2 separate regions of the Homo sapiens genome follow, and region 1 is linked to region 2. A link is a loop called in an ENCODE intact Hi-C map of the cell type or tissue named here. Cell type or tissue: Caco-2. All regions are shown on one strand. Each heading gives the region's core, and the rest is flanking DNA. Links, peaks and the distances in the headings are about the cores only. Region 1 overlaps PAM (peptidylglycine alpha-amidating monooxygenase). Region 2 has its middle 33 kb from the start of MACIR.

Evidence for each region. A loop is a pair of places that touch in the nucleus more often than their neighbours do. Peaks named below come from ENCODE experiments on the same cell type or tissue, not always from the same donor. Only the 100,000 strongest peaks of a DNase experiment are listed, where the experiment ranks them.
Region 1: a loop joins it to region 2, with 8 times the contacts of the local background. A loop is called at or near these places in 2 of 110 quality-filtered maps.

Annotation. Positions count from the first base shown.
Region 1 is chr5:102,965,663-102,982,277 of GRCh38, reverse strand. PAM (peptidylglycine alpha-amidating monooxygenase) reads right to left here. Exons shown (of 26, transcript NM_001177306.2): 15 at 7,842-8,162. Among named protein-coding and RNA genes, the nearest start is that of GIN1, 150 kb to the left of the region's middle. In Caco-2, for the core only: a CTCF peak has its summit at 7,959 (motif pointing left); no DNase peak of the experiment used is centred there.
Region 2 is chr5:103,217,323-103,233,937 of GRCh38, reverse strand. No RefSeq gene overlaps it. Among named protein-coding and RNA genes, the nearest start is that of MACIR, 33 kb to the left of the region's middle. In Caco-2, for the core only: a CTCF peak has its summit at 9,156 (motif pointing right); a DNase peak (open chromatin) is centred at 9,167.

The sequences.
Region 1 (16,615 bases), core at 4,931-12,930, 250 kb after region 2:
GGTGGTAGTGGGCTGGAAGGACCAGTCCTCAGGCCCCCCTGTGGCTCATGCAGGTGGGTGCTGGCAGCAGTGGTGATGGCAGGCTTGACAGACCCATCCTTAGACCCCTGGGAGGAGTGCACAGACACCAGTGGTGGTAGACAGGGCGGGTGAATCCTCAGATCCCTGGACAATGTGTCTGGACTCCGGCAGGCTGGGTTGGTACCCAGGCCTCAATGATGTGGGCAGGCACTGGCAGGGGCAGTGCTGGGTGGGGAGGAACTGTCTTCAGGCTCTCTGATGGTGTATGTCCATGGGAAATTTAAAACATGGGGTGACATGATTAATGCTGTATTTTTGAAAGTGAACTCTGGAAACAGAGTATAGGCATTAGATTTAGAAATGACTAGATAAATCAACAGATGGATAAGTCATTCCCCCACCAAATGTTTAAAATGATTTCAAAGTTGCTTGAATCTCAGATTGCACTTCATTCATTCTTCTCTCATGTAGTTGTCAAAATTCGGTACTCATTCACCACTCCTGAAACTTCTAGATGGGCTCCAAGGGGAACTCAAAGCTCACGACAATGCAGATATTTAATTGCTTTCATCACGTTCTCAGAGCTCAGAACTGCTACAACTAGACAGAATTCTTCAAGGGCAAGGATCATCCCTTATTCATGGTTTTGTCACCAACTGTCACACAGGGCCTGGCCTACTTACTGTATGGCCTCATAAATGCATTAAAGTCTATGTTTTAGTCTCTACTTGTTTATGGTATCAATTAGCATTCAAACTCCCCTACAACCTTATAATTCATCTGTACTACCTTTTCACCCATAGCAGAATGCTGAAGATACTATGAGAATACTCAATGAAAATGCTAATTGGCTGATTACTATCAATAAAGACAATAAACACATATAATGGCTTCTGGAACCTTTCTATTCAGTGGCCTGCCAACTAGGTACTGGGAGCTAAGTGCCCATGAAGATGCAGAGTTACTATTCTTACAGAAAATATGCAACGTCTAAAAAATTGCATTATTTTGGGGCCAAATATGAATTTCATAAAATATTGGAAATACTGTTTAAAGAACTTTAATCTGGCTATGAATGATCTCAACTATCATATGCCCTTAAACTGGTAAGTGCTTGGAAGTCTGCAAAAAAATATGGACGCATAGGTTGTTTTGAGCCTATCTTCACCAATTACAAAAACACTCATTTGTCACATATTAGAACCCCTGTAGGCTGGAAATTTTCAAGAAGGAAAATTAATGTAAATATCTAGAACATATTTATGAAAATATACACCTTTAGTGAATTTTCAAAACAGTAAAGATGATGTGTAAAAAAATGTATGAAGTCTAACACCATGAGCAACCTGGTTCTCTTAGTACTGAATGTTTGGAAAAATTATATTACATTATTGTTATTTTATTTTAAATTGTCTTTGCACACTTACATTACTTAGCCAAGTGTTCAAAACTTTCAGGATCTGAGTCTCTTTATTAACCAGAAATTCTAGGATAGTTAAAGAAAAACTTCATGGTTTTTTTCTGTGAATATTAGCTAAGTTAATTAATACTTTTGCTTCCAGTGTCACCATATTTTTAATTATCAGGTAGTTAAAGGCTATTCCCTATACGATGAAATGATCAAGAATAAAGGCATTGATTTAGGACTAGTGTGTATGTAAGTGGAATTAATATTGATTATTGTTCCAATTCCTGCTCATCACGACATGAGAATCAGAGAATGCTAGAACTGTATCGGAATTATTCCACATAACTGTCTTCATTTGACAGGAAAGGAACTTCAGCCTTGAGCCAGACTTTAGGCCTCAATTTCAGGGATAATTATTTTCTAATCCCCAATTAAGAACAATTTAAAATCCTTATTAAAGAAATTATATGATAAAATATATTTGAGTTCTACCTTAAACACTTTTGATGATAGAGAAGTTAAAAATTCTAGTTCAGATTTCTCTTGGTTATTATTTAAGAAATGATTCAATACATGACTAGTTAATGCTACAGATTTCCAGTGTTAGCCTAAAAATTAAATACAAATTTCTTACCCATGACCTTGGGCAAGTCATTCCCAACTTTGTCAGTTGCTCTAAATTCAGATAGCAAATGATAGAATTATTTCAAGCTTGATTGCTTGTTTTTAAAATCTGGAGTTGAGAACATGTTGAGAACATATTACTGGAAACAATACTTTTAGAAAAATAAGGTAAATATACATTACCTATTGATCCTAGTAGCTTTGATACAAATTTGTTTTTGTTTCTAAAAGATGATTAAAAAGTTGAAAGAACCCCTGAAATCTTAAAATATTTTTCCAATGACATATAACACTTTTTATGATAAATAAATTATATTATTCTATAAAGAATCCTTACGTCCTTACATTTATTATAAATAAAGGTTAATGTACAGCCGCATATCCTGCCATATATTCAGAAAAAGAAATTACTACTTTTAGAAAAAAATTAAATACTGCTATTAAAATTGCATCAATTAATCATGAAAAAGATTAATAAATTATACTTTTCCAGAAAGAGATTAATATTAGTGATCACTGTTGCATTCACATGAAATTATTAATAAGTATTTGAAAGGGCATTCATTTATCTGTGTTACCTAAAGACTAACAGACCTAAAGTTGAGGAAAAAATTCAAACCCAGAACTATGAATTAATTTCAGTGTAACAAGGCTCTTCACATTTAATTTTAAGAAATAGAACTGAAAAAAATCACTAGAAGACTTCAACAAAAACAAAATATGGTGCTTGCTTTTTCTGTACTTGTAAATTTTCATCTTTTGAGAAAAGGATGTCTTATTTTGGTCAGGGATTGTTATTCATCAGAAATGCCAGCAATAACTATAATTAACTAAAACTATTGTAGAAATATTTATACCAAAGTAAGAAAGAAAACAAGAATTAATTATAATGCTTCATTTAATGGGAGTGAAGTGAGGAAGAGATTTACCATATAAATAGGGGCTCAAAAGCATTAGCAGTATTCTTTTCCTTTTTAAAATTTCTTTAATTGCAAATGAGATTTTCATATTGGTCAAACTGGCTGAATACTAATCAGGAAACCATGACCAATACACCTATAATACCTATAGTTATTACAATTGTAGCCTGAGATAATCAGATGACTAGAAAAAATCATCTTCCTATTTGTATATCTAGGGTGTTTGTGTGTATGTGTGTGTGCGTGTGTGTGTGTGTGTGTGTGTGTGTGTGTGATGCAGAATAACAGAGTGATTAAGAAGCAAGACTTGGGAGCAAGTCTGCCTGGCTTTGCATCTTGGTTTCTTGAGCTGTGGAATTTCGGATACGTGACTTAACCTTTCATCACTTTCTTCCTTTCTAATGAATCAATGCATCTAAAACACTAAGCTTGGCTCAAAGTAAGTGCTATGTATAGGTGTTTTTTTTTTTTTAACCATTCTCCTCCCCTCAGAGATCAAAATTCAGCCAACTGAATGGTTTATTTTACCCTGAAAATTCTGCAAGACTTGAACCTAGAGGTAAGACTATGGCTGAAATATAAGAATGGACTCTGAAATTAAGTATAAGTTGTTCATAGAAATGAAGAAAAAACTAAATGTATCATAAGAATAATTGAACACCTTCTGAATCCTCTTATCTGATCAGAATTGTCACACAAATACAGGTGTATTTTCTCACATCCAGAGGTTTGTAATACAGACTGAATCAGGCTTCCACATGCAAGTATGTGGTAGTCCAATCAAATCTGCCACTAGAATAGTTAGTTCTACTTTTTAAATGTTCAATGAGTCTAGTTTCCAGAGGGCAACTAGAATAAAGATACCTAAGATTTTGTTTCTACTCTATTAATGCTATCTCTATCTAAACTATTAATGATAGAAACTAAACTATACTAAGTTTAAAAAGAAGTACATCTGCTTCTTAGTTTATTGAGGTTAGCATTTTCACACTGTATGTCATATATCACATGCAAATATCAAGGTAGATCAATGTATGTGATCAGATGTTTGAAGAGCCACAAGTTCCCACTGTGATAAAACACTGCCAAGTCACTTTTTTCTTAACTTATCAACTTAGAGTGCCAAATTTTGCTGCTTTCCTGCATACTGCAAGAAAATTCTCTGTCTCACAAATGCTGCTTAAGATCAAATAATCAATATTTATACTTTGGTATTTCATTTTTAAAAATCTCAATCTAACATAACATGACAGTAATGGTAGCAATAATAGTCACAATTGTTAATGTACTATAACATTTTCAAATGCTTTCTGCATGCCGACACTGTTCAAAGCACTTTGCATGTATAATATCATTTGACCCTCACTTGAACTCTGCGAGGAGTATACTATTATAATCTCATTTTATAGATGAGAAAACTAAAGCCCAGTGAATTTTTTTATACTTGCATAGAGACCACATAGAAAACTGTATAGCTGGAATTCAAAGCCACCAGGCAGTCGGGTACCTGGACTTGCAATATTCTACATTATACTGACTCCATGAAGTAGTTTCCAAATTTGATTTTGGCCACATACAGAACTGCTTTTGGGGAAGCTGTATTTTGTGTGTGTGTGTGTGTGTGTGTGTGTGTGTGTGTGTGTGTGCGCACATGCATGTGTGTGTTGGGAAGCCTGTGACTATTACCTCCTACTTGATGGGTCTCCTTTCAAACAACAGTTTGAAAACCTCTGGTCTAGTGTATCTGAACTTGTCCAGGAAGTTTCTGTTGCTAATGCTGTTTTCACAATTGTTCAGAGTTTTCAGATCTTCACCAAAAGTCATGAAGATAAAACCTAAAAAAAATGCTATTCGCAGATATTTGTACTCCTAGAGATACAATAAGACACAGTATTTAACCGTCTTGTTCTGGGGAACGATAAGGACTTTCTCAGCTGGGCTAAGTCAGAAGATATCATTCTATTGTCTTCTTCATGTAGCTTGGTGACCACTGATATCCAACCCGTAACGAGGTGGAGAACCCAGTTTTAAAGGCAGATGCCAGGGTGGAAAACAAGTGGAATCCTGACCAAACTAAAGGTTCAGAAAATAGTATGGTTTTTGAAACCCTCAGGTGTTCCTAGGCCTACCATATAGTCACACCCACATTTTTGAGCTGATCTATTAATTTCACCTTTGAACCCTCAGGTCAACTGGATGGGCTTCATCATCATATTACAGTTCCAACATATAGACCAACTGATGAAATCTAAAATACTGCTGCAGAAAACACCATTGTATTAGATTATGCTGGTGTCAACAACTGGGGACATCAGATCAGGGTTCTGAATAGAAATCTCCATCTTCTAAGCAGTGAGGGTCCAGTGTTCTTGGGAAGTTTATCTTAATTGGGCAAGCTCATTAGGATCTCTTTGATTGAGCACAACTGTATTGAAATGTAAGAAACTAGAAGATGCACATTGGAAATAATCAAGTCCAAGTTTCAGATTTAGATCTGTGACCTCATTCAAACAGGTTAACTTCTGGCTTCAGCTTCTTTATTTGAAAATTAACAAGAGATGTCAAAGATATCTGAAATAAGTATGAGCTATAATATTAAGCAACAGACCAGCCTGACATTTTTGTTTTTATAATAATCTCATATAAAAAGTTACTTTCTTCTATGCAGCAAATACAATTCCTTATAGTAAATTAGGCACTTAGGGAAACAGTTAATTCCTCCGACCATTAGGCTCATTCTCAGCTTTGCCTGGAGAAGGGTATGAAAGAAACAATGGAAAATTATCCATCAAATTTATTCTCTTTGACTATACCCTGAGGACTAGACATTAATTAGATTACTAATAAGTTTTATTAGGGCCTTATATGCTAATAACTTCCTACTTTTTTTTTTTACAAAATGGAAGCTTCCTGAGGATAGGTTTTCCTCTGGCTTACCCAAAGGAATGAAACAGCATCGATTAAAGTTAGATATTACACTGCATTACAGTAAATGGTGAAAGAGAATTAAGAAAAAGCCTTTTAGAAACAGCTTACCTAAATATGAGTTTTTCTGTTTTGCATTTTATTTTTTAAAAGTTTTTGTAATTAGAGTAGGGAAATAACATTAAATTATTTTAGAAAGGAAATACATGTTCCTTTATTAATTTGCAGTTGTGCTGTATGTTTCTATGACTCATGTTATTCACGTCAGTGACATTCACAGGAAGGAAATTTCCCTAAACAGATACTAGAGAAGCATTTTTCTCTTGAGCACTACCATTTGACCACTTTGGAAAGTATGAGGATATTTGCCAAGTACATGCACTTGGGTATTTTAAGGATTTATTTCGTAGAAAAACTGAGTAAGTTTCAGAAATGCAATATCTTAAGTCAAATTCTGACTGGGACACTGACACTCTTGATGCCTACAAATGACCATGATATCATTTCAAATCTAAGAATAACAAAGACAAGTCATGGAATAAATAAAGCATGCTGCAACTCACATTTCACACATGAACACAATTGTATTCCCACCAAAGAGGCTCTTTTCCCTTTTATATTTCCATGTTGTCTGGGTTACAATTCACTGTCCTTAAAATATAAGTTCAGGCAGACATTCCTGTGTGTTTTGAAATGGATAGGGGCATGATAAACTGCAAATTTCTAGGCATCATACTCAGAAATGCTGATTCAGTTGTTCTTTGATAGGATTCAGGGTCTAAATTTTTCTTACGCATCCTAGGTGATTCTGAGGCAAGGAGGTCCAGGGACCACCTCATGAGAAACATAGTTTTATTTGTCAAATCCAGAATGAGTTAGAGCAGGGCTGATCCTGTTTAAACATGAAAAGTTAAAAATCCAGGTTCCAGTTAACATCTCACAGAAACCATTAGGCCAGTACCAATGGACTATGCTTTGAAACTCTCATGTGAACAAAAGGCACTGCATGCTAATTTTTTTTCAATTATAAATAAAAATCAGCTGGGTGTTGAATAATTTATGGCCTCCTACAAAGCTGAATTTGAAAACATCAAGCTGGCAGCCTGTGCCATTCCAACCCACACATGGACAGCTGCCATGCACGCATATCCGTTACTTTTTTGGAGATTATCTCCACATGCTGTATTATCTGGCTTTCCACATTAGCAAGTAACATGAAACGCAATCAATATCACAGAGGCCACAACACAATTAAAGACAAAGATGAGGCATCCATAGCTTGCTGGTACGGAAACCTGAAGGGAATAAGGTATTTTCCTCTACTTATGGAAGCCTATTTGGGCTAGAAATAAAGATAAATCTGATAGTTATTGACTTAGTAGAGGTCCCTTCAGAAATACTCAACTTTCCAATTAAGATTGTAATTTATAATGAAACTTAAGAAATCAAAATCATAAAAATGGTTATATTTTACAAGTCAACTGGATGAGAATGTTGAAAGTGTAAGATTCATTTGAGAGGAATTTAATTACCTTACAAGGAGACAGTATATGAGCATTTCTTAAACTGGGACTTTACATATCAGGTTTTAAATTTTCAATGTATTTCCATTGAGCAAAATGAAAAATATTCAATTGTAAGAATTTTTATCCTGAATTTCATATGCCTCCTTTCCCCAAATGATCCAAATATTTTTTGGTCCTTGTAGTTCTGGCTCACCAATAGAACAGACACTAAATTTATGCAGTAATAGACCAAAACCAAAACAAAAAAAAATCTTCAAAGATGTTATCTGATAGCCCAAATCTGAGTAATTTTTTTCTAATGATAAGTCCTTTTCATTGATGAATTTTTTCACCCATTAATTCTTATTCCCTTCAGGTTTTGCTAACGTGGATTGTAGCATTTCACACTTTACTGCTTAAAAGAAACCCTACACGCACCTCCTGTGTGTTCTGGTTCCCAGGTGCCTTCACCAGGTGGGGGCTGCTGTAATGAGAAAACTCTGCTCTCTGGTGGCCTCAAGGTAGATACTAGTCTGTGGAATTTGTGAATTCTGTCTCTGACAAGAATAGCATTACCCCTCTCATGTTCTGCACCCTCTCTGGCATCAGATCGACCAAGATCCTTTTTTTGGACTACATTTGCAATCTCAGCTACCAGGTCTGACTCTGATTCTGCCTTTTCTGTAGGATTATATTTGTGCACATGAACAACATCTTCCCTTTCTCCTAGCAGCTTGGAAAGTAGTGAATAGAAATCACCTGTGGAAAAAAGAGAAGAGATAAGGGCGTGGAGGGTAGATAAGATTGCAAAATTTACAAAATTTGGTGCTTTAAAAAATATCTACTCATTTCTCATAATAAATAAGAGAGAAGTTTGCACTCAGACTTTTAAGCATAGGAGGAAAAAAAAGAAAAATTCCTAGACCGATGAAATACTTTATTTCATATATCATCTATTTCTTTATGTATAACATCTATTGACATATTAGTAGAAAAAATAATGCTTATGTAATTGCATGGCACATTTCAATAAATGGTTTTCAAAGTATAGTTTGATACGGAAATTAAGAGCTCATCAGATTTCTAAAATAAAATATCATCAATAGCTACATTAGATAACAGCTATCTGCACAAGAAACTCTTTGCAGTTGTCCTTTAAAACCTATTGAAGTGCAAGCCACAAGAAATGAAATATACATTTCTTGAGCAGGAAATATACATTTCCTGTAAAACACAAGTAAATACGTATCCATTTGACAACTGGGAAACCTAAATTTTATTATTATTTTGTTAGCAGTGCTACTGTAAGCTCTAGTTGTTCCTCTTAAACAAAAAATGAGCAAGTGAGAAAAATAATTTTTTGAGCAAAGGATACTTTTAAATCAGCTTCAAACAAAGGAAAAGATTTTAATAAACTGATATCATTAGGGTGATTCATCACTAAAATGCATTCTATGCCTTCCTGTATTAAGGAGTAAACTTGGGTATGAGACTCCAATTCTATGAAAGCAAATTATTTGTAAAATATTATCACATATACAAAATATGACTACAGAAAGTTCATGAAGTATTTTAACCCTCATCATTTCCACGATGACTTCAAATCCATTTATATCAACTGTGTGAATGGTAAACATATTCTCAATGAAAACACAAATCTGCTCTCCTACACCAAACCCAAGGGCAACCACCAGTTCTTCCTTTTCCTCATCCTATACTAGGTGCTGCTAATGATGAAATTACTTACGACTATGGAGTCCTGTTGCTTACGTTTTAATTACATTTACAGCACAATTAGAAAACATTTATAAAATCTCTTTTCATGACCATTAGGAAATGAAAATGATAACTGGTTTAGCCATGATGTATTTCACTGAAGAATATATTATTAAGAAAGTGGTGCAAGGGGAGATGAAGTCTTTCCAAAATGATGCTAAGAGATTCTGTCATGTTTACAAATAGTCTTGGTTTAATGTTTCAAAGTAGGTTTTCAATTCTTGCCAGTGAAATCAGCTTATCCCAGGTGAAATCTTCAATCAGAAAATAATTACCAAGTAATAGGGCCAATCTCAGTAAAATAAACAAAGCAAATTATAAGTCAACCAAATCTGTTAGGGCACAGTGGCATTCTGCCTCACAGAAGAAAAATTAATACAGTTCATTACTGCTAAATTCTCGTGTACCACACATTAAATATAAATAGTTTCATATGCTTGTACAATGAAACGTCTTATTTAGGAAATAAAATACAAGAGTATTTCAGGGAGAGATAAACCATTATTTAAAAACTTGAGGCTGGGAGTGGAGGCTTACATTTGTAATCCCAGCACTTTGGGAGGCCCAGGCAGGAGGATCGCTTGAGCCCAGGAGCTCGAGACCAGCCTGGGCAACAGAGTGAGACCCTATCTCTCTAAGAAATAAAAAAATTAGCTGGGTGTGGTGGCATTCAATTATAGTCCTCACCACTTGGGAGGCTAAAGTGGGAGGACTGCTTGAGCTCAGGAGTTCAAGGCTGCAGTGAGCTATGATCACGCCACGGTACTCCAGCCTGAGTGACAGAGACAGACCTCATCTCAAAAAAAATTAAAATTAAATAAAAACTTGAATCCATATGTTTAAGCTATTATTGTTATTGAGACAGGGTCTCTCTCTTTCGCTCAGGCTGGAGTACAGTGGCACAATCTTGGCTCACTGCAACCTCTGTGTTTAGGGTAATCTTGATGGAGGAAGACAGGTTCAGAACTATGCATAGTCATTCAGGTTTGTAAGAGGAAATCTAAAAGCTGTGATAAAATACCAAAGGTAGAGCACTCCAGTTCATGTGAATTTATCATTTAAAATTGTTATTGGGTTAGGAAAGCAAAAATTGTTAAAATAATGCAACAGGCTTGGCTGCACACAGTTGCACAGGCCTTGCCAGAATAAAGTTTCAGAGCAGAATCTGTACAAACATCTTGTTACATGAGAGAGAGACCACTAGATGGCTATCTCTTACATTCCTATGTGCAAACCAGAAAGAGTTTTTTCCTCTTCTAGTGTACTAGATATAATATGGAATCCTGAAATGTTAACCAATTTTCTTAGTCACATTAAGATGTTTATTTAGAAAATACATCTAATGAATATAACAGATGGAGTAGAACATAAATAAAGCAAGTTGGTGGTCCTGACCCCTGTGTCATCTCTCAATGTTTCCTTTTTCTTTTCAGTTTATGTTCCACTCATATTGGCTTTTCATTTCCTTGAATATCAACTCTAAGAAGATATTGTTTCTTCTGCCTGGACCACTCCCTCCCCACTAATAAACTAGCTCCTCAACTTTCAGATCTTAGGTGTCACATCAAAAAAGCCTTTCTTGACAATTCAACTCAGGGGTCTCTGCTGGGTGCACCTATAGCACTCTGGTCTTTCCCTGTATGGCAACTCCTCAATTCAAATACACATCAAACCCTATTTCTGTGCCCCTAAGAAATAATTCTACTTTGTGCCTTTAAGTAAATTCTACTTAACTTAATAAAGATAGTGACAATAACCTTTAGAAATTACTTTGTAGATTTAAAGAAGACAGCTAATATTAAAATACCCAGTCCAGTACATATCATAAAGTAGGTGTCACTAAATTATAGCTATTATAATTACTGACTGAAAAAACAAACTAATTGCAACATGCATCTGCTTCAACCTGTGGTTTATATAATATTTTAAAAATCAGCTCCTTTTTCCAGTCAAACATTTGGATTTTTGTAATAGAAAACAAAAAGCCCTTTTAGGACTGGGCACGGTGGCTCATGCCTGTAATCCCAGCACTGGGAAGCCAAGGCGGGCGGATTACTTGAGGTCAGGAGTTTGAGAACAGCCTGGCCTACGTGGTGAAACCCCATCTCTACTAAAAATACAAAAATTAGCCAGGTGTGGTGGTGGGCACCTGTAATCCCAGCTACTTAGGAGGCGGAGGCACGAGAATTGCTTGAACCCCAGAGGCAGAGTTTGCAGTGAGCTGAGATCACGCCACTGCACTCCAGCCCGGGAGACAGAGTGAGACTCAGTCTCAAAAAATAAATAAGTAAAAAAAATAAAATTAAAAAAAAAGCCCTTTTAGGTTCCTAGCCCTCTATTTTCTTAATAAGTCACTGTGGCTACTACAGCTAATTGGTTACTGGCTTTGCCAAAGGAGGCTGTATCTGTACCTTCTCCATCTCTTTTAGCGTATCTTTGGAAAAAGAACTCTCTCTACTCCACTGTTCTGAATGCCATTCCTCCAGAATTCCCTAAAGCCTCTCCTGTCTTCTCTCTTTTCTTTTTTATTAATAAATACAACTTCTTTACCTCATATCTGACTCACAGGCTATACATACACTCACTTAGGGCTTGAGTTGTTGTGGAGGTGGGGAGAGACTCTCCTCTAACATAACATATCCTTCAGGCTTTTCCATCTTCTCTCTTCCTTTACAAGCTCCAACACTGTCCAAAAGAATTTTCTGTAATAATGGATGTAATCTATGTCTGCACTGTCCAACCTAATAGCTGCTAGACAGACACATGGGGCTGAGTACTTTGTAAATGGCTAGTGCACCTGAGAAACTTAATTTTTAATTTTTTACTTTGAATTAATTTATATTCAAAACATAAATATTTTCACCTAGTGTTTACCATATTGGATGGTGCAGGGCTACTTGCTGATTCATTCTTCCTTACATCCTTTTCCCTCCCTAAATTGGATGCATTTCTTTCCACTTCCTATTTCACCGTTGTATGACTTCTCCAAGAGGTAAGGGATCCTAATTGCCAATGCTAATAGACTCTTTATTTTGATCTACTGGGAGGCTGTAGCCCTGTTGAAAGTTCCCTTCAGAACCTCTCTCCTTATAATGTTGTTCTTTACAGGTCTTCTCCACCTATCATCTGTGCTTCCTCTTTTTACCGTCCATCATGTAAAAAACGCTGGTGTTTTGGGAAGTCTGTCCCTGAAACATTTTTCCCCTGGCTAAAGCCTCTTCCTACTAAGTGATCTCAGTCACTTACAAAACTTAAGCTACCACCTCCAGGCACATGACTACCAAGCCTGGAGCTCTCCTAACACCAAACTGGTGTTACAAAACTGTCTTCTGGAAAATCCCACTTGGATGTCTGTCTGTCTCATTTGAACTTAAAATGTCTAAAATGGAGCTCTTAATCTTCTCGCCATATTTTAACCTTTTAATAGTGTCTCTCTTAGTGATGACACTTTTTTGAGTAAATCAACTCAGAAAACTGTGTTCTTCTCTCTCTAACCAGTGAATCACAAGGTCCAACCTAGGCTGATTTGCAACATCAACTTTTCCCTCCTTACCACCAGTACTCATTTGGGAATCTTATCTTTTGATTGTCATAGTGAAAGACTCTTCTCCTTCCTCAGAAAGGACCCCCATCTCTGCTCTGGATGACAAAATCTGTCTAGGATGGTATTAAAAGTGGCTCTACCTCTACGGAACTGATGTGTGATTGATGGCACCCTACCCACCTTGGACACTCCTGGGTTATATCCCCATAGCTACCTTTTCCACAGCTCTGTTCAGCTATATATTTCTGAGTGGTATTTTCTTTTCTTTTTTTTTTTTTCCACTGGACTAACTTTGATTTTGATTTGTGGCATTTTTTATTATACTTTAAGTTCTGGGATACATGTGCAGAATGTGCAGGTTTGTTACATAGGTATCCACGTGCCATGGTTGTTTGCTGCACCCATCAACCCATCATCTACATTAGGTATTCCTCCTAATGCTATCCCTCCCCTAGCCCCCTACCCCCCGACAGGCACTGGTGTGTGATGTTCCCCTCCCTGTTCCCAAGTGTTCTCATTGTTCACCTCCCACTTATGAGTGAGAACATGCAGTGTTTGGTTTTCTGTTCCTGTGTTAGTTTGCTGAGAATGATATTTCCAGCTTCATCCATATCCCTGCAAAGGACATGAACTCATCCTTTTTTATGGCTGCATAGTAGTCCATGGTGTATATGTGCCACATTTTCTTTATCCAGTGCAGCATTGATGGGCATTTGGGTTGGTTCCAAGTCTTCGCTATTGGGAATAGTGCTGCAATAAACGCATGTGTGCATGTGTCTTTACAGTAGAATGATTTAAAATCCTTGGGTATATTCTGGGTGGTATTTTCTATTTCTATTCTGGGACTCCCTGCTAAGGTGACCATATAATTTGTTTCTCAAACTAGAATACTTTTTAAAAGGAAAAGGGTGTTAATAATATTTATACTAGGCATAAACTGGGACAGTCCTAGAAAAATGGAGACGTTTGCTGCTTACCAATTGTTGACAGAGTTAACATATTCAGAACAATATAAACTATAGAAAATAATAATAGCAGCTAAAATTTCTTGAGAGCTTAGCATGATCCATTCACTTTGCTGAATGCTTTATACGGTTTAATACGTTTAATCTCTATTAAATTGTTATTATTGTCCTTATTTTATATGAGGAAACAAAAGGTACAGTACTAACCTGCACAGCTGGTAGGAAATTGAACTGGGATTTGAAGGAGACGGTCAGAATGACAGTTGCCCTCCAAACTGCTCACTAGACTGGATTCAGGTTTCCCTGTCTTTTCTGTACTGGCCATTACACTTTTTCCTATACATTCTTCTCAAACTTATCAATCTTACTATAAAAAACTTAATTGTTTTTCTTTTTAAATTAACCATCTTCTGAGCTCAAGTGCTAGGTTTATTCTTTAACTGGGTTTCTCTTTGTCATATCCTGGTCTATCTTGTCCATATCGTAACACAAGAAACGTGCAAACTGGTCAATACATACATACCACAGCGATTTGCACAAAACTAGCTTAAAAAATGACTAGTTTTTGGCTGGGCACTGTGGCTCATGCCTGTAATCCCAGCACTTTGGGAAGCCAAGACAGGCCTATCACTTGAGGTCAGGAGTTCGAGACCAGCCTGGCCAACAAGGTGAAACCCCATCTCTACCAAAAATACAAAAATTAGCTGGGGGTGGTGGCGGGCACCTGTAATCCCAGCTACTCAGGAGGCTGAGACAGGAGAATTGCTTGAATCTGGGAGGTGGAGGTTGCAGTGAGCTGTGAGCTGAGATAGTGCCACTGCACTCCAGCCTGGGCGACAGTGCAAGACTCCATCTCAAAAAAAAAAAAAAAAAGGCCTAGTTTTCTTTGATTTGAAAAAATGTACCTTACATGTATGACCAAATTCTTTAAGATGTTCTAAAAATACTTTCTGTATATTTAAATTATCTCTGGGAAGGGAGAAATTACAAGATAGAACTATAGTTTTATATAAAAAAGTCCCTCTCATTTCTTATTTCTTGTCATAGTTCCAGAGATTAGTACTTTCCCTATCCTAGCAGATACTCAATAAGCAATTCTGGGATGAATAATAATTTGTTAAAAATGTCAGCCCTTGCATCTGCATTAGCAGAGATAAAAATATTTCCTTGATGATTTTAGGCTGCAGTAATTTCCCATTTTTAAATTTTATTCCCTAACTTTTGATTCTTATAAAATACCCAAATGCTCTAGATCTTTTAAGGAATTCAATTGTGTGAGTTTGGTATATGGAAAACACAACTATAGTAGCAGCTAATGTGTGGAGAAAAGGAATGCAGCATAGTACATGGGAATCTAATAACACCACCAATTAAAGTTCCTAAGTTGTGTGCTTGCATTAACTGCTTTGTGGATCAATGGACATTTTTCTATTATCAGGGACCACTCACTATTCCCTGCTCCCAGCATGGAAATTTCTCTGATGTACTTTCAGGAATATGGTGAGAAAAACTAAAATAGATGAAATATACATTGAAAAATGGTCCTATGAAGGTTTTTTAAAAAATGCTTTAAGATTACTGGATAGAAAAAAAAAAGTATCTAATTTTTTAGAAATTGTAAAATCTTAATGAGGCAGGTGCTATTATTTTTTAAAAATGATCAAATACCTCTCAGAACTTTCCAGAATATAAATTCCCATTTCCCACACACATTACTAGTTCTTCATTACCTAAAAAAACCCAGCTCTTGTTACTGCTTATTGTTCTGCAATTTCTATAATATAAGGAGAGTAAATAGGATGTTCAGCAGCAGTTTAGCCACTGACAAAATATGTCAAGTAACCAAGTTAACATGATTAGAGCCATGGAACATAACTGATTAATGAGAGGATATGAGGAATGGAAAAATAAAAGCATCTCTTTTTAGAATTTAATAATTTGTTTTATGACTTAGTCTTAACTGATTTTCCCTTCGGGTTAAAGTCAATTTGGTTTATTGATTGTTTACTTATTACTGTCCCACAATATTTATTCTCTAGCCTTAGAGAAATAAAACACATGACCATGGTGACCAGCTCAAGGATCACAAATGAAGTGAACTTTATTATTTCTTCCCCTTATAGGGCTCATTTGATTGAAAAGCAATCAGAAATCAACTTTTCTTCCTTTTTAAGAAAACGAGACAAATATAAAAAAGGAGAAGATAGAAGATGATGGTTTTCATAACTACCATGCACACAGATCTATATTGGAAAGCCTAACTGTGTGATAAATGATCATTCACATCTGCCTATTCCGTTATTAGGAAACCAATTCAAAACAGCATTCAGTCAGCTTCCCAGAGCCTTGGGGGGTATTTAGAATTGTGTTTGATAGATGAGTTCAATAAATAAAGACTTGTGAAGTGCTCATAAATCATAAGAAACCAATAAATTTTTAGTGAATAGGCATACAAACAAAAACTGTATCTTCTTTAAAACAGCAAAGTGGCATAGAGAGTGCTTGGAATTAGTTAAGAAGATGTTACTAAAATTATTTGTGTTTTATTAGAGGATCAAAGGAATGCCCTATTTTGAACAAATCAATGAAATATAAATTTTAGCTACCATGCCCAGCCTTTATTTAACTCTTCCCATAAACTGTTTACAACTGTAACTTTAGCAGGCTTTGACAGTAGACTATTGTGTTTTTAACTGGCAACCTTGTTCCCTTGATTCTGCTTATTTGATAAAACATGCCAATGGTAATTCATTTTTGTTAGCATAAAACCACTGTGAAATTACTGTTTCACAGAAGGTGTCCGAAGACCTTTAACTATCTGGGGTCATGGGGTATTTTCCCTCAATAAATTATATTTTTGTCATATTCTCTCTGCCTTGGGAATACAGTAGCTTATGCTGACCTTTGAGTAGAAAGATTGATTATAT
Region 2 (16,615 bases), core at 5,522-13,521:
GATTTCTTCCCTCTTGCTCTCCATGAGTCTTATTTCAGAGTTGGAGTTGGGGTAAGGGTGGGAGGAGAAGTAAAGAACAGGAAAGTTTTACTCGTCTGGCACAGATCTATCCTCTGGGACCACCCTGGGGTGATCTCTCCGTGCTTATTGTTTCTCTGGTTGACTCCTCAAAGACACTGCTGCTGGGGCCCTTGGACTGTGAGGCTGGCAATACCTCGCCCCAACCAGAAACCACTGTTCTTTCCACATGCCCTGTGCATGTATCTGATGGCCCATCCCCTTTATGGGTATCACATTGTCCTTTCAGATAGGGATTCTTAATACCCTTGGAGTTTATTTCTGGTCTGTGAGAAACACTTGTGCTTTTTTGCCGGTTAGCCATACAAGTGTACATTACTTCCAGTGCAGCTCTTTTCTCTTGGCCCTGTGCCCTCAGCCTTAAGCAGCCATAACCTCTCACAGTTTTCATGTGCTTCATTGCTAGGGGTCTCATGTCAACAACTCCCAGTGACTCTCTTGAGGATCCCTTTCTCATTTAGTTGAGAAAAAATATTACCCACCCTGCACTATGGTGATTATGCACAGTTCTCCAACAACTTTCTCTCAATAAGTTGTCTTTTAAAAGAATCCATTCATTCACCTGTCCATATTCTTTTATATGCTTGAGGCATGTATTGAGCTAAAGTTTGCAGTTGTTGACCATCCCCTTTGCAAGTACTGCATCAATGGTCTATCTAACACATTGCTACAAAATGTAGAGGTACTCTGAATCTGTCATTTCATTCTGGGCCTTTGGGGATTCAGTGAAAACTGATGTAGAGATTTTCACTTTAACATCCTGGTACACAATCTGTCTCTGCTTTTAAATGATAGGGGTTCTTTGGTTAATCACTAGATTCTAGTCAGTAGAATATAAGCTTCATAAAGGCAAGGATTTCCGTCGTTTTTCTAAGATGCTATCTCCCCAGCTCGTTGAACAAATGTGACGTATAGAAGGAATTCAACAAAATTTTGTTAAATTCATGTAGTATTTTACATATAAGAAAATTTAAGCTTATAAAAGATAAACTTTTCAAAGATTATTCAGACAGTAAACTATAGATCCAGGATTTGAATAGTGACAGAAAGTAACTAATGGTGACAGTAAGTAATAAATCAGATGTTTTATTTAAACTTTTATTTTGTGAATATTTATGTGACCTGGTATTTGCATAGAGATTTTAAATTCATCTTATTTTCATAGAAATCTTCTGGAATTTGGTGGTCCTGTATTTCAGACAGTCATGCTAGCGCGTCTACTGGACTACATAGCTATCTAACCTTGGGTGGCCACACTGTCATCTGGTGTTAGATATATGAATTGCAAGTTCATTGTCACTATATTACAGGCTGTTAAGGAAATAATCATAATTTTCTAAACTTTACATTCATCAACTCATTTAATCGTCATAACAACCCTATAAAATAGGTTATGTGCCCATTTTATGGATTAATTTACAGAACCACAACATGATTCCAGGCTATCCAGCTCCTAAAGTTACTTTCAACTCTTATATTCTACTATTTCTCTAATGTAGGAGCATTCAAGATTTTTAGATTCAGGAATCCACTTCTGAGTTAGCCAAATATATTTTTATTAGATAACAATAGTATGCAAGAGATTTGACTAAAACATGAATCAAGTACAAATAGACAGAAAAGTTATTCATGGTTATTTTCCTTTGTTCTTAATTCTTAATAATGCTCTACTTATTGGACACAGATTCAGGGAAAGTAAACTTTAAAAGCACAGAATGAAATATTGAATTTTTATATTAGTTTTCTAGATCTGCCAAAACAAAATACCCGACTGGGTCGCTTGAACACAGAAATTTATTTTATCAGAGTTCTGGAAGCTAGAGGTCCAACTTCAAGATGTTAGCAGGTTCCGTTTCTTCTCAGGCTTTTCTCTCTGCCTTGTAGATGGCCACCTTCCCACTGTACCCTTATACAGCCATCACCCCTTGGTTTTTGTGTGTCTGTGTCCTAATCTCTTCTTATAAGGACATCAGTCATATGGATGAGGGTCTACCCATATGACCTTGTTTTACTTTAATTATCTCTTTAAAGGTCCTGTCTCTAAGTACAGTCTCATTTTGAGGTACTAGGAGTTAGGACTTCAACATATGAATCTGTGGGGAACACAATTCAGCCCATAAGAAATTTTATTCTAAAGGACTATCATCAACCAGATCACTCTATTTCAATAATGTCTAAGGACCTCTGCTTTCTTACTCTTTGCTATGGTTTCAACGCTTTTGTTCCCTCTAAAACTCATTTGTTGAAAACTTAGTTTCCAATGCAATAGTGTTGGAAGGTGAGACCTAATAGGAAGTGTTTAGGTCATGGGATCTCCACCCTCATGAATGAATTAATACCACTATAAAAAGGGCTTCTTCGAATAGGTTCTCTTTCTCTTGTTTTTCTGCCAAAAAAGAAGTTCCTCCTTTCTGGAGGATACAACATTCAATGCACTATATTGGAAGCAGAAAGACCAAGTCTTAACCTCCTAACACCTACATCTGAACTTCCCAACTTCCAGAAATGTGAGATAATAAATTTCTATTCATAATAAATTATCTATCTGTTATTGTGTTATAGTGGTACAAAACAGATTAAGATGCTCTTCTACAACCTGCTTATTTGATTTTATGGGGTTATAAACAAGTCCATTAGCTATCTAGCTAATGCTGGAAGGAGGGTAGTATGGTTTGGCTCCATGTCCCCACCCAAATCTCACCTCGAATTGTAATCCCCATAATCCCCACATGTCAAGGGCAGGACCAGGTGGAGGTAATTGGATCATGGGGGTGGTTTCCCCATGCTGTTCTTGTGATAGTGAGTGAGTTCTTACAAGATCTGATGGATTTATAAGCGTCTGGCATTTCCCCTGCGTGCACTCACTCCAGTCTGCCACCCTGTGAAGAAGGTGCCTGCTTCTCCTTTACCTTCTGCCATGATTGTAAGTTTTCTGAGGCCTCCCCAGCAATGCGGAACTGTGAGTCAATTAAACCTCTTCCCTTTATAAATTACCTAGTCTTGGGTATTTCTTCATAGCAGTGTGAGAATGGACTAATACAGAGGTGAAACTGAAAACTATTATACTATTTACTCACATAATTTTCTTCTTCATTTCTTAGTATTTTACTGCTGATCCAAGTCAGAAAAAAAATCAGGTATTTCACCAACTATAATGAAGCCTACTTTTTAATATTTATCATCACTAATTCAACAAGCAATATGCAAGAATTCACATGTGATACTGTTGTAAAATAATGAGCCAGCTGGAAACATCTACTTTTTTATGTTTAATTTCCATTTTTTCTTTGTTTCGAATTTTTTATTTGTGATTATTGGGGTACATGTACAGGTTTGTTACAAGGGTATATAGCATGATGCTGAGGTTTAGGATTTTATTGATCCCATCACCCTGATAGTGAACATAGTATCCCACAGAAAAATTTTCAGCCCTTACCCACCTCACTGCCTCCCCTCTTCTGGAGTTGCTAGTGTCTATTCTTCTCATGTTTAGGTCTGTACGTACTTGATGTTTAGCTCCCACTTAAGAGAACCTGCAAGTTTTGGTTTTCTGTTTCTGTTAATTTGCTTAGGATAATGGCCTCCAGCTGCGTCTGTGTTGCTGCAAAGAACATGATTTCATTCTTTTTGTGGCTGTGTAGTATTCCATGGTGTACATGTACTACATTTTCTTTAAGCTACTGTTGATGGGCACCGACATGGTGATTCCATGTTTTTGCTATTGTGAATAGTGTTGTGACAAACATATGAATGCAGGTGGGTTTTTTTGTAGAACAATTTATTTCCTTTGGGTATTAATCCTGTTAATGGGGTTGCTGGGTTTAATGGTAGTTCTATTTTTCGCTCTGTGAGAAAACTCCAAATTTCTCTCCTTGGGGGCTGAACTAATTTACATTCTAACCAACAGTATATAAGTGTTCCCTCTTCTCCACAGTCTTGCCAACATCTGTTATTTTTTGACTTTTTAATAATTGTCTTCTTTTGAGAAGTGTCTGTTCATGTACTTTGCTTCTTTTTAAATGGGGTTTATTTGTTTTTCACTGGATTATTTAAGTTCCTTATAGATTCTAAATATTAGACCTATGTCAGATGCATCATTTGCAAATCTTTTCTCCCATTCCATTTATATTTATATATAAACAGAGCAAATGAGTCTTAAATATTCTCTCAATTCATATGTTGTCTGTTTGTGTGTGTATATAAGTTTTTAATATATATAAGTATATATATTTATATATAAACAGAACAAACAGGTCTTACATTTAAATCTTTAATCCATCGTGAGTTAGTTTTTACACACAGTAAAAGGTAAGGGTCCAGTTTCATTCTTCTGCATGTGGCTAGCCAGCTAGCCCAGCAATATTTATTCAGTAGAGAGTCTTCCCTTATTGCTTATTTTTTTCAAGTTTGTCCAAGGTCAATTGGTTGTAGGTGTGTGGCTTTATTTCTGGAGTTTCTATTCTGTTCCATTTGTCTATGTGTCTATTTTTGTACCAGTACCATGCTGTTTTGGTTGATGTAGCCTTGTAGTATAGTTTGAAGTTGAGTAATGTGATGCCCCTGGCTTTATTGTTTTTGCCTAAGTTTGGTTTGGCTATTCAGGTTCTTTTTTGGTTCCATATAAATTTAAGAACACTTTTTTTCTAATTCTGCAAAAAACGACATTGGTAATTTGATAGGAATAGTATTGAATCTATAGATTGCTTTGAGCAGTATGGACATTTTAATGATATTGATTCTTCCAATAGCATGGAATGTTTTTCCATCTGTTTGTGTCATCTGTGATTTCTTTCAGCAGTGTTTTGTAGTTCTCCTTGTAAAGATCTTTCACCTCCTTGGTTAGATGTAATCCTGGGAATTTATTCTTTGGTGGCCATTGTAAATGAGGTTCTGGTCTTGATTTGGCTCTCAGCTTGAATGTTATTGGTGCATAGAAATGCTACTGATTTTTGTATGTTGACTTTGTATCCTGAAACTTTACTGAAGTCGTATATCAGGTCTAGGGGCCTTTTGGCAGAGTCTTTAGGGTTTTCTAGGTATGGCATCATATTGTCAGTTAAGATCAATAATTTCACTTCCTCTTTTCCTATTTGGATGACTTTTTCTCTTGTCTGATTTCTTTGACTTGGACTTCCAGTAATATGTTTAATAGGAGTGGTGGCAGTGAACATCCTTGTGTTGTTTTAGTTCTTCAAGGAGATGCCTCCAGCTTTTGCCTGTGCAGTATGGTGTTGGCTGTGTGTTTGTCACAGATGGCTCTTGTTATTTTGAGGTATGTTCCTTCAATGCCTAGTATTTTAAGGGTTTTCATAATGAAGGGATGTTAAATTTTATTGAATGCTTTTCTGTATCTATTGGGGTGATCATATAGTTTTTGTTTTAACATTCTGTTTATGTGTTGAATCACGCTTATTGATTTGTGTATATTGGACCAACCCTGCATCCCAGAAATAAAGCCTACTTGATTGTGGTGAATTAACTTTTTGATATGCTGCTGGATTCAGTTTGCTCATGTTTTGTTAAGGATTTTTGCATCTAAGTTCATGAGACATATTGGTATGTAGTTTTCGTTTTGCATTGTGTCCTTTGCCAGATTTTGGTATCAGGATGACACTGGTTTCATGGAATGAGTCAGAGAGGAATCTCTCCTCCCCAGTTTTTCAGAATAGTTTTAGTAGGATTGGTACTCGCTCTTGTTTATACATATGGTAAAAATTGATTAGGAATCCATCTGGGGTTCCAGAACTTTTTGGTTGGTATATTTTTTATTACTGATTCGATTTTGGAACTCGTTATTGATCTGTCTAGGGTTTTGATTTCATCCTGATTCAATCTTGGATATGTGTTTCTAAGAATTTATCCATTTCCTTTAGATTTTCTAGTTTGTGCACATAGATGTGTCAGTAATAGTCTCTGAGGATCTTTTGTATTTCTGTAGGATCAGTTGTCATATCACCTTAGTTATTCCTTATTGTGCTTATTTGGATCTCTCTGTTTTTCTTTGTTAATCTAGCTAGGAATCTATCAACCTTATTTATCCTTTCAAAGTACAAACTTTTCATTTTGTTGATCCTTTGTATGTTTCTTTGAAGGACTCAATTTCATTTAGTTCTGCTCTGATTTTAGTTATTTCTTCTACTGGCTTTGGGATTTGTTTCTACTTGATTTTCCAGTTCCTATAAGTACAATGTGAGATTGTTAATTTGAGATCTTTCTATCTTCTTGATGTAGGTTTTTAGTGCTATACACTTTCCTCTTAACACTGCTTTTGCTATATCTCAGGTTTTGGTATGTTGTATGTCTATTTTCATTTGTTTCAAAAAGTGTTTATGTATGCCTTATTTTTATATTTACCCAGAAGTCATTCAGGAGCAAGTTGTTTAGTTTCCATGTTTTGAGAGTTTCTCTTGGTGTTGATTTTCATTTTTACTATGCTGTAGTCTGAAATGCTTGGTATGATTTCAATCTTTTTTGAATTTACTGAGATTTGCTTTGTGACAAAGCATGTGGTCAATCTTAGAGTATTTTCTATGTGCACATGAGAAAAAAGTATGTTCTGTTGTTGGTGGGTGGAGTATTCTGTAGATGTCTATTAGGTTCAATTAGTCAACTGTTGAATTTAAGTTCAGAATTTGTTAGTTTTCTGCCTTGATGATCTATCTAACACTGTCAGTGAGGTGTTGAAGTCCCCCACTATTATTATGTGGCCGTTTAATTCTTTTCCTAGGTCTAGAAATAATAGTTTTAGAAATCTGAGTGCTCCAATCTTGGGTGTGTATAGGATAAATCTTGTTGAATTGAACCCTTCTTCATTATGTAATGCCCTAGTCCTTTTTCTACTGTTGTTGATTTAAAAAGTCTGTTTTATCTGATACAAGAATAGTGACCCCTGATCTTTTTTTCCATCTGCATAACAGATCTTTCGCCACCCCTTTACTTTGAGCCTATGTGTGTTATTACATGTACTATGGTGATATGTGTCTTTTGAAAGCAACAGAATGATGGGTCTTTTTGTTTGTTTGTTTGTTTTTGTTTTCTTTTCTTTTTTAAAATAGAGACAGGGTCTTGCTATGTTGCCCATGGTGATTTCAATCTCCTGAGCTCAGTCAATCCTCCTGCCTTGGCCTCCCAAATTCCTGGGATTACAGGCATGAGCCACTGTGTCTGGCTGGGTCTTGTTTTTTTAATCCAATTTGCCACTCTATTTCTTTTCAGTGGAGCATTTAGGCTGTTTACATTCAAGGTTAATACTGATACGTGGGGATTTGTTCTTGTCATAGTGTTGTTAGCTACTTGCTTTGTAGTATCAATTGTGTAGTTGCTTTATAGGATCCATGGGCTATGTGTTTATACATGCTTTTGTGGTAGTGTATTGTTCTTTTGTTTTTATGTTTAGTACTCCCTTAAGCATCTCTTGTAGGGCTGGTCTGGTGGTGGCCAATTCCCTTAGCAATTGCTTGTCTGGAAAAGAGTTTATTTCTCCTTCGCTTACGAAGCTTAGTTTGGTGGGATATGAAATTCTTGCCTGGCATTTATTTTCTTTAAGAATGATAAAAATGGGCCCCCAATCTCTTCAGCCTTGTAAGGTTTCTGCTGAGAAGTCTTCTGTTAGTCTGATGGGTTTCCATCATAGAAGTGCACTGTTAGTCTGATGGGTTTCCTATCATAGCCTGATATAGTCCTTTTCTCTAGCTGACTTTAAGACTTTTTCTTTTGCATTGACCTTGGATAGTCTGATAACTATGTACCTTGGAGACAGTCATTTTGTATAGTAGTTCATGGAGTTCTCTGGATTTCCTGTGTCTGCATCTTGACCTGTCTAGCAAGACTGGGCACATTTTCATGAATTATATCCTCAAATGTGTTTTCTAGGTTGCTTACTTTCTCTTCTTCGCTCACAGGAATCCCAATAAGTCATAGATTTTACCACTTTACATAATCCCATATTTCTTGAAGGCTTTGTTTTAAATTCTGTTTTCTTTATTTTTGTCTGAGTTGATTTGAAAGAGCAGTCTTTGAGCTCTGAAATTCTTCTGCTTGGTCTAGTCTGTTGTTAAGGGTTCAAACTGTATTTTGAAAAATCATGTAGTAAATTTTTCAATTACAGAAGTTCTGTTTGGTTATTTCTTAATACAGCTATTTTATCTTCCAAATCCTGCATCTTTTTTCTGTTCTCCTTGTGTTGAATTTCAACTTTCTCTTGTATCTCTTTTAGTTTTTTTGTCATCAATATTCTGAATTATTTATCTGTCATTTCAGACATTTAATGTTAGGATCCATTGCTAGGGAGCTAGTGTGATCTTTGAAGGTGATGAAACACTCTGGCTTTTTGTACTTCTGGAGTTCTTATGCTGGTTCCTTCCCATCTGAGGGAGCTGACACTTCTTTTTCTGAATTGTTTATAATTTAGATGGAGTTTTTTGATATTTTATTCCTTTTTTGCCTTGAGGTTATGACTGTGGTGGATGTTGTGTATGATCTGTTAAAACTTCAGACAAATTAAATTTAGCAGCGTTTAACTGAGCAAGAAAAAACAAACAAACAAACAAACAAAAACCTATTCACAAATTCGGCAGCCTCCAGAAACACAGCAGATTCAGTGAGACTCCAGGGATGCCTCATGGGCAGAACAAATTTATAGACAAGAAAAGGAAAGTGACATACAGAAATTGGGCGTGAGTTACAGAAATAGCTGGACTGATTGGCGTTTGCCTTATTCTAACACAGTTTAAACACTTGGCAGTGTATGAGTGGTTGAAGTATGACTGCTGGGATTGGCCAAGACTCAGCTATTGTTACAGGTGCATACTGCTAAGTTAGGTTGTCAATCTTGTCTACCTATTAAGTTAGATTACAGTTCATCCACAAGGTCTAAACTACAGAAGTATGGAGTCCTTCTCCGGCCGTATTAACTCTGTTTTAACAGATCGATTAGCTTTGTTTCTGGATGCTGTTATGGGAACAGGGCTCTGTAGAGTTCCTTGGTTGCAGATAGCTTCATATGATGGGTTTTTCAGACTTGCTTGGTGTAGCAATGTATTCTTATTTGGTGGTGTAATTCAGGCTGCAGTCCAGTAGATGGTGCTTAAGAGTAAGAGATGAGCTGGCAGGAGGCTCTTAACTCTGCTTATGCACGCCTTCAGCAGGGGTGGAGGCAACAGAAAAGCACGAGTGCCCTCCCACCTCTTCCCCATACCGTTTGTCTTCATCGGGGGTGGAGCCCCTGGAAAAGCCTGAGAGGCACCTCTTTCACCCTACACTCCCTGGGACCCAGCAGGAAGAGGCGCTGCTATGTCCACGAAAGTACACTGGGGAGGCTGTCTGGAAGTGAGAGATGACCCCCATCTCCAAGTCTGTTCCCAGGCTTTGGTGTTGTGCCCTTTGGTGGCTGTCACAGCACTCATAGTTCCTTTGACCCCAAAGGGACTTTGGCGGGCTGCACTCCCCCTTCGCTTAGTGGCAGTTCACACGGAGGGTTAGATCTCCAGGTGAGTGGGGTCCACCTCCCTCCTACTCCTTGCAGCTGGTGAAGCACTCTCCCTCAACTGACCAAGGAAGCAGTCTGAGGCACCCATCAGTGACCCACACAGACCTGCTTCAGGTCGCAAAGCTGTCCCTGGCTGCAAGTCATGCTGCTCAGGAGAAACGCAGTAGGCTTCTGCAATTCTCCTCCCATTCCAGTCTTGGGATGAGAGAGAGCTTAGTTTCAGCACCCACTGCTAGGCACTCTCCAAACTCACTGCCCATTTCCGGCTGTGGGGACCTTTCCCTCGCTCCAAAGCAAATGCTCCAATCTCTGGCCCAAGACTAAAATGCCTGCCGTGGCTACCATTGCCAGGTTACCAAACAACGACCGACTTTGTATGAGCCCAGATTTAAAAAAGTATCCTCGGCCGGGGGCGATGGCTCAAGCCTGTAATCCCAGCACTTTCGGAGGCCAAGGCAGGTGGATCACCTAAGCTTAGGAGTTTGAGACCAGCCTGGCCAAAATGGTGAAACCACATCTCTACTAAAAATACAATAATTAGCTGGGCATGGTGGCGGGCGCCTGTAATCGCAGCTACTGGGAAGGCTGAGGCGAGCGAATCGCTTGAACCCGGGAAGCGGAGGTTGCAGTGAGCTGAGACCGCGCGATTGCACTCCAGCCTGGACAACAGGAGCAAAACTCCGTCTCAAACAAAACAAAACAAAAAAAGTGTCCTCTCAGTCCCAGGTCTGGAAAAATGCCTGCAGCTTTTCCCAGTGTCTTTCCCTCTCGGTATCTCAGCCTCTCCCCAAACTAGCTCCCGGGCTTGGCAGAAACAGGGTGCTCTCCCTTGGCCTGGGCTGCACAGATCACTAGCGGAAAGGCGAAACGCAAGGGGAGACTGGCTGTTCCTCTCACATACTAGGGCTTCACACATTATCAGCAGAACGCCGACGTGGGGGCTGCTTGCCCACCTTCTCCACAGAGTCTGGGGTATCCTTTGCTATTCTAGTGAACTGCTGCTTCCCTTCCTCAATTAAAGCTCACAGAGTTGACCTTTATGCACTATGTTGCTAATTCCAAGCGGAGGAAGCCCGCTGAAAGCCTCCAATCTGCCATCTGGGGCGCTCATGCTCCACCAGCCATGTTGGGTACCTCCACCTCCTCCACGCAGGCCGCAGGCCAGTGTGGCTTCCTCCTGGCCCGTAGGCCCCCCACCCCTGTGACTTGGACCCAACCAAGGGGCAACTCCAGCTCAGGGATTGCAGGGCTGGGAGGGGGCTGCACGCAGTCTGTGCAGGAGCCTGAGGGCCAGAGGGGGCAAAAGAGGAAAGTGTGTCACAGACTGGGAGGGGCAGGGGAGAGACATTTGCCTTATTATGTTTTAGTTATTTCTCCTAAAATTAATATTTCTGTATTTGAAAGGTTTCAAATAGAACAACTCACCTTTACAACATCAGGAAACATGATTACTACAGATCATTAATCTAATGTCAAAGCACATTTAAAAAAATGAGTAGGGCAAACATTCTTAGATCAACTTTTAATGCTATACTAATTATTTTCTTAATAGTTTATATCTTTAAAATACCTTGCAATTTACATGGCCATTTCTCAGTTTCTTCTAATCTTCAAAACATAATCTGAAGTATTCCTGTTCTCATTTTACAGCTGAGGAAATTGAGGCTCAGAAGGGTGTTTGCAACGTGTCCAGGCACATAGTTAATAAGCAGCAGAGCCCAGATTGGAACCATGTCTGATTCTAATGCAGAGTCAACCTATTTTAAAGGCTTTCCTAATGTTCATGCTAATATCAATTTCTAAATTAACTTTCTTTCCCAAGAGATACCTTCATGAAAAAAGGATTTCATGGTCAAGTTGTTGGTGGAGGGAAATATTGCCCATTAAATTTGCCATTAAAAGAATCACAGACATCATTTTTCAAGGCTGCAACGACTCCTGCATTAATGAAGCCTTTTAACTTTGTTAAATCTAGGCTTATTCCTTGATTCCACCGATCACTCAACTTTTTTTTCCCCAGTAATTGCTACTAACACCAAGAGGACCTACATTAATAACTTTCTAAAAGAACAGCTTATTATCAACCATTCAAAAGGCCTGGGTGCTACCAACACTACCTGTGGGCAAGCAGTATTTCAGATGTGAGTTTAGCAAAAATTAGAGCCAGAAAGTAGTCTTGAAATAACAGAAAATGTATGCCTTTGTTCTTTAGTTCTAAGTTAAAGGACATGGTACACTATAAATGCCATAAAAGTAAGAAACATTTCTAAACTTTTATCTGAGACATATAGTGCAATCCACTATCAAAAAATGTGTTAGATGCACATTTATTTCTCAAGTCAGTTTAACCATAAACAATGGTTTATAAGAAAACTGAACAAGTTAAGTCTACTTTCCTTCTCAGTAAGCAGCACAGCACTGGGGTATTCTGCTGCAGAAAGATCATTTGAAAAACCTGCTTTATGATTAAGGGACTTCTCAACATCATCACTTAATCACTTGGCCAATATCCCATATAGAGGCATATTTTCTTAAAGGGCCACTTGCAAACCAATGATATATTAGAGAGTATTTAAATATATTTGAAAATAAATTATCTTGCAAGTGGAGAGAGGAATAATTATTTTCTATGGTAATTTTCTGACAAATCAATTCTCTTTCTGTTTTCTCCCTCTTTTCTATTCATTTATTAACCTATTTTTATTGATCCAAATTCTTTATTTCAGAACTATATAGTAAAGGAATATCAAGAGCTGAGCAGAATGGGTAGAAATGGATAAGGGTCATTTACATCTTCTTTAGTGCAACAAAAGCACTAGGACATTTGGACAACCTCAAATATAATCCCTCATATAGATGCATATTAATTTGGCAGATTCTGCTCCCCTCCTCCCCACCAGAATGGAACAGAAAAAATCCAAGAATCTCTTATTACAGCACATTTCAGTCAAGTCTTTTAGATAAGTATTTCATATTGGTAGTAGATTGTATTCTTGGCTCCATGAATCTTCCTTGAGTAACTGCTTGTGATAAAAAGTCAAAAACAATTTTGAACAATTCAGTTTGCCTCTAAACATTTAGTTCTTGCTTGCATGAGTGCCTAAATATACATGCCCACCCGCCCAGCACCACAACTCCCTCACGCACATTTGCCAAATTATTTCTCTTTCCAAAAACTGAATTCCTTTGGTAAGAAAATTTGAAAACCCAGCAGTCAGACAGAAAGTCTGAAAACAACTAAACTACTTGTAAACTACTAAATTATAGTGAACTTGGATTTAATCCTACAGTTTGCACTCTACTCTCATCCCTAAACCTTGAAATTTCACCTTGCTGTAACTGATGTAACTTTGTTCCTGAGGAAGGGGCACCTAGCCTATTGTAAACTGCTACCCTTGAGTTGCTTTCATAGTGGCAATTTTTACTGATGGTCAGCTTGTATTGTTGGAGCAAATAAATGCTAACAGCAGCTAAGGCTGAAATTTCATAAATGGCCTTTCACTTTCTTCCTTGAATTAGCCTAAGTGGTATCCTTTCACCTGTTCTGCAGTATTGAGGAAAAATATTATTTTACTTTTCTGATGTGCTTTGCAATTTGCCAAGCACTCTCTCATATATTATCTTATTGTTGCTTATCTCACACACACACAAACACACACACACACACACCTGGCAAAGCATGAAAAGCAGATGCTATTCCCAGTTTTACCAATGAGGCAACTAAGGTTAAAGGAGGGTAAGTGGGCCGGGCGCAGTGGCTCACGCCTGTAATCCCAGCACCTTGGGAGGCCGAGGCAGGCGGATCACGAGGTAAGGAGATTGAGACCATCCTGGCTAACATGGTGAAACCCCATCTCTACTAAAAAAATACAAAAAAAAAAAAAAAAAATTAGCCGGGAGTGGTGGCGGTGCCTGTAGTCCCAGCTACTCAGGAGGCTGAAGCAGGAGAATGGCGTGAACCCGGGAGGCAGAGCTTGCAGTGACCCGAGATCACGCCACTGCACCACTGCACTCCAGCCTGGGCAACAGAGCGAGACTCCGTCTCAAAACAAAAAAGGAGGGTAAGCGATTTGCCCAGGGTTATGTACCACTACAGAAAAGGGATAAGACAGACAAGACACCCAGATTCTCATTCAGTTCTCTTCCCATTACCACACTACAGTTAAAGAGTTAACTGGCTAGCCACATGCAGAAAACTGAAACTGGACCCCTTCCTTACACCTTATACAAAAATTAACTCATGATGGATTAAAGATTTAAATGTAAGACCTAAAACCATGAAAACCCTAGAAGAAAACCTAGGCAATACCATACAGGACATAGGGATGGGCAAAGACTTCATGACTAAAACACCAAAAGCAATTGCAACAAAAGCCAAAATTGACAAATGGGATCTAATTAAACTAAAGAGCTTCTGCACAGCAAAAGAAACTATCATCAGAGTGAACAGCCACCTACAGAATGGGAGAAAATTTTTGCAATCATTCATCTGACAAAGGGCTATAACCAGAATCTACAAGGAACTTAAACAAATTTATAAGAAAAAAACAAACACCCCATCACAAAGTGGGCAAAGGATATGAACAGACACTTCTCAAAAGAAGACATTTATGCAGCCAACAGACACATGAAAAAATACTCATCATCACTGGTCATTAGAGAAATGCAAATCAAAACCACAATGAGATAACATCTCACGCCAGTTAGAATGGCCATCATTAAAAAGTCAGGAAACAACAGATGCTGGAAAGGATGTGGAGAAATAGGAATGCTTTTACACTGTTGGTGGGAGCGTAAATTAGTTCAACTATTGTGGAAGACAGTGTGGTGATCCCTCAAGGATCTAGAACTAGAAATACCATTTGACCCAGCAATCCCATTACTGGGTATACACCCAAAGGATTATAAATCATTCTACTAAAAAAAGATGTGTCTGAAAAGACACATGGACACATATGTTTATTGCAGCACTGTTCACAATAGCAAAGGCTTGGAACCAACCTAAATGCCCATCAATGATAGACTGGATAAAGAAAATGTGGCACATATACACCATGGAATACTACGCAGCCATAAAAAAGGATGAGTTCACATCCTTTGTAGGGACATGGATGAAGCTGGAAACCATCATTCTCAGCAAACTAACACAAGAACAGAAAACCAAACACCACATGTTCTCATTCATAAGTGGGAGTTGAACAACGAGAACACATGGACACAGGGAGGGGAACACCACACACCAGGTACTGTTGGGAGGTTGGGGGCTAGGGATAGCATTAGGAGAAATACCTAATGTAGGTGATGGGTTGATGGGTGCAGCAAACCACCATGGCACATGTATACCTATGTAACAAACCTGCATGTTCTGCACATGTATCCTAGAACTTAATTATTATTATTATTATTTTTGGGACAGAGTCTTGTTCTGTCGCCCAGGCGGGAGTGCAGTGATGCGATCTCGATCTCGGCTCACTGCAAGCTCCGCCCCCCGGGTTCATGCCATTCTCCTGCCTCAGCCTCCCCAGTAGCTGGGACTATAGGCACCTGCCACCACGCCCACCTAGTTTTTTGTATTTTTTAGTAGAGATGGGATTTCACTGTGTTAGCCAGGATGGTCTTGATCTCCTGATCTTGTGATATGCCTGCCTCGGCCTCCCAGGAACTTAAGTATAATTAAAAAAAAGAAAGAAAAGAAAGAGTTAAGATGTAAGCTGAATAAATAAAAAACAAAAATGAACTATATTTCTTGAATGAAGACTATTGGTATCCAGTCAAGTTACTTGAATTTTTGTATACTAACTAAATACTGCTTTTAATTTGGAAAATACGTCTTCAGTTATTTGTATCATGAACTACAAAAATCCCTAAGAACTATAGCCACGTAGCAAGGTTTGAAAGTTAAACATAAATAAACCTGAGAGAGAAATGTACAAAGGTTGGGCAACTTGAATTCTTTTTCTAGTTTTGTCAGTGACTTACGTGTTTCCTCTCTGGGTGTCGACTGTCTTATCTGTCAAGTAAGAACAATAATACATACTTTGCTAACTTCCCAGGGCTTTTTGTAGAACTCAGCAAAACAATTTATGATGCAGCTAAAAAGAATGTCTCCATACAAATAAAGGGCCAGCAGTTGATTTGCTTGACTGCTTTAACGTTAATTTATTTATTTTAGAGACAGAGTCTCACTCTGTCACCAAGGCTGGAGTGCAGGGCATGATCTCGGCTCACTGCAACCTCTGCCTCCCAGGTTCAAGCAATTCTCCTGTCTCAGCCTCCCAAGTGGCTGGGATTACAGGTGCCTGCCACCACTCCCAGCTAAGTTTTGTATTTTTACTACAGACAGGATTTCACCATGTTGGCCAGGCTGGTCTTGAACTCCTGACATCAAGTGATCCTCCCATCTCAGCATCCCAAAGTGCTGGGATTACAGGGGTGAGCTACTGTGCCTGGCCAGCATTTTTTAAATTGTGTGTTTTATTTCTGGTAAAATGTATAAAGTTCTGAAAATGTAATTACATAACTTTATGTTCCTTCCTGATCTTCTAATGACTACCCTCATCTATGATTTTGCTTCTACTTTTGTTTCTCATAAAGTTGTCATGGAAGGTGAGATGTACACACAAAATATTTAGTGGCTCATTTTTAGTGTGATAAGAATGAATCAGGTCACTAGAACTTATCAAGTCTTTAAAAAATAATAATAAATCAGGAATCAAAAGTTTGGCATGTTTCAATCCAAACAGATTTTGTTACAAATTAGTCTCTTCCAACTGAAAACAGAAACAAAACTAGGAATATATTCTGTGCAGTTTTGGCAATTAGCTTATTAGTAATACAAGTAGAACAATGGGTCAATGAAGCTGTCTTCTCATTCATACTAGTTCAATGTCATATCTAAAAGCTGGCAAGATTCCAGAAAGGTAAAATAACTTTATATATGGATTACAAAAGCCTGTTAGTGAGACTACTCATTTTTATAATACCAATTGTTAAGCTCTAGTTAGATGCAAAAAGCACTGTTCAACTTTCAAATGCTTAGCCTGGAGAGCC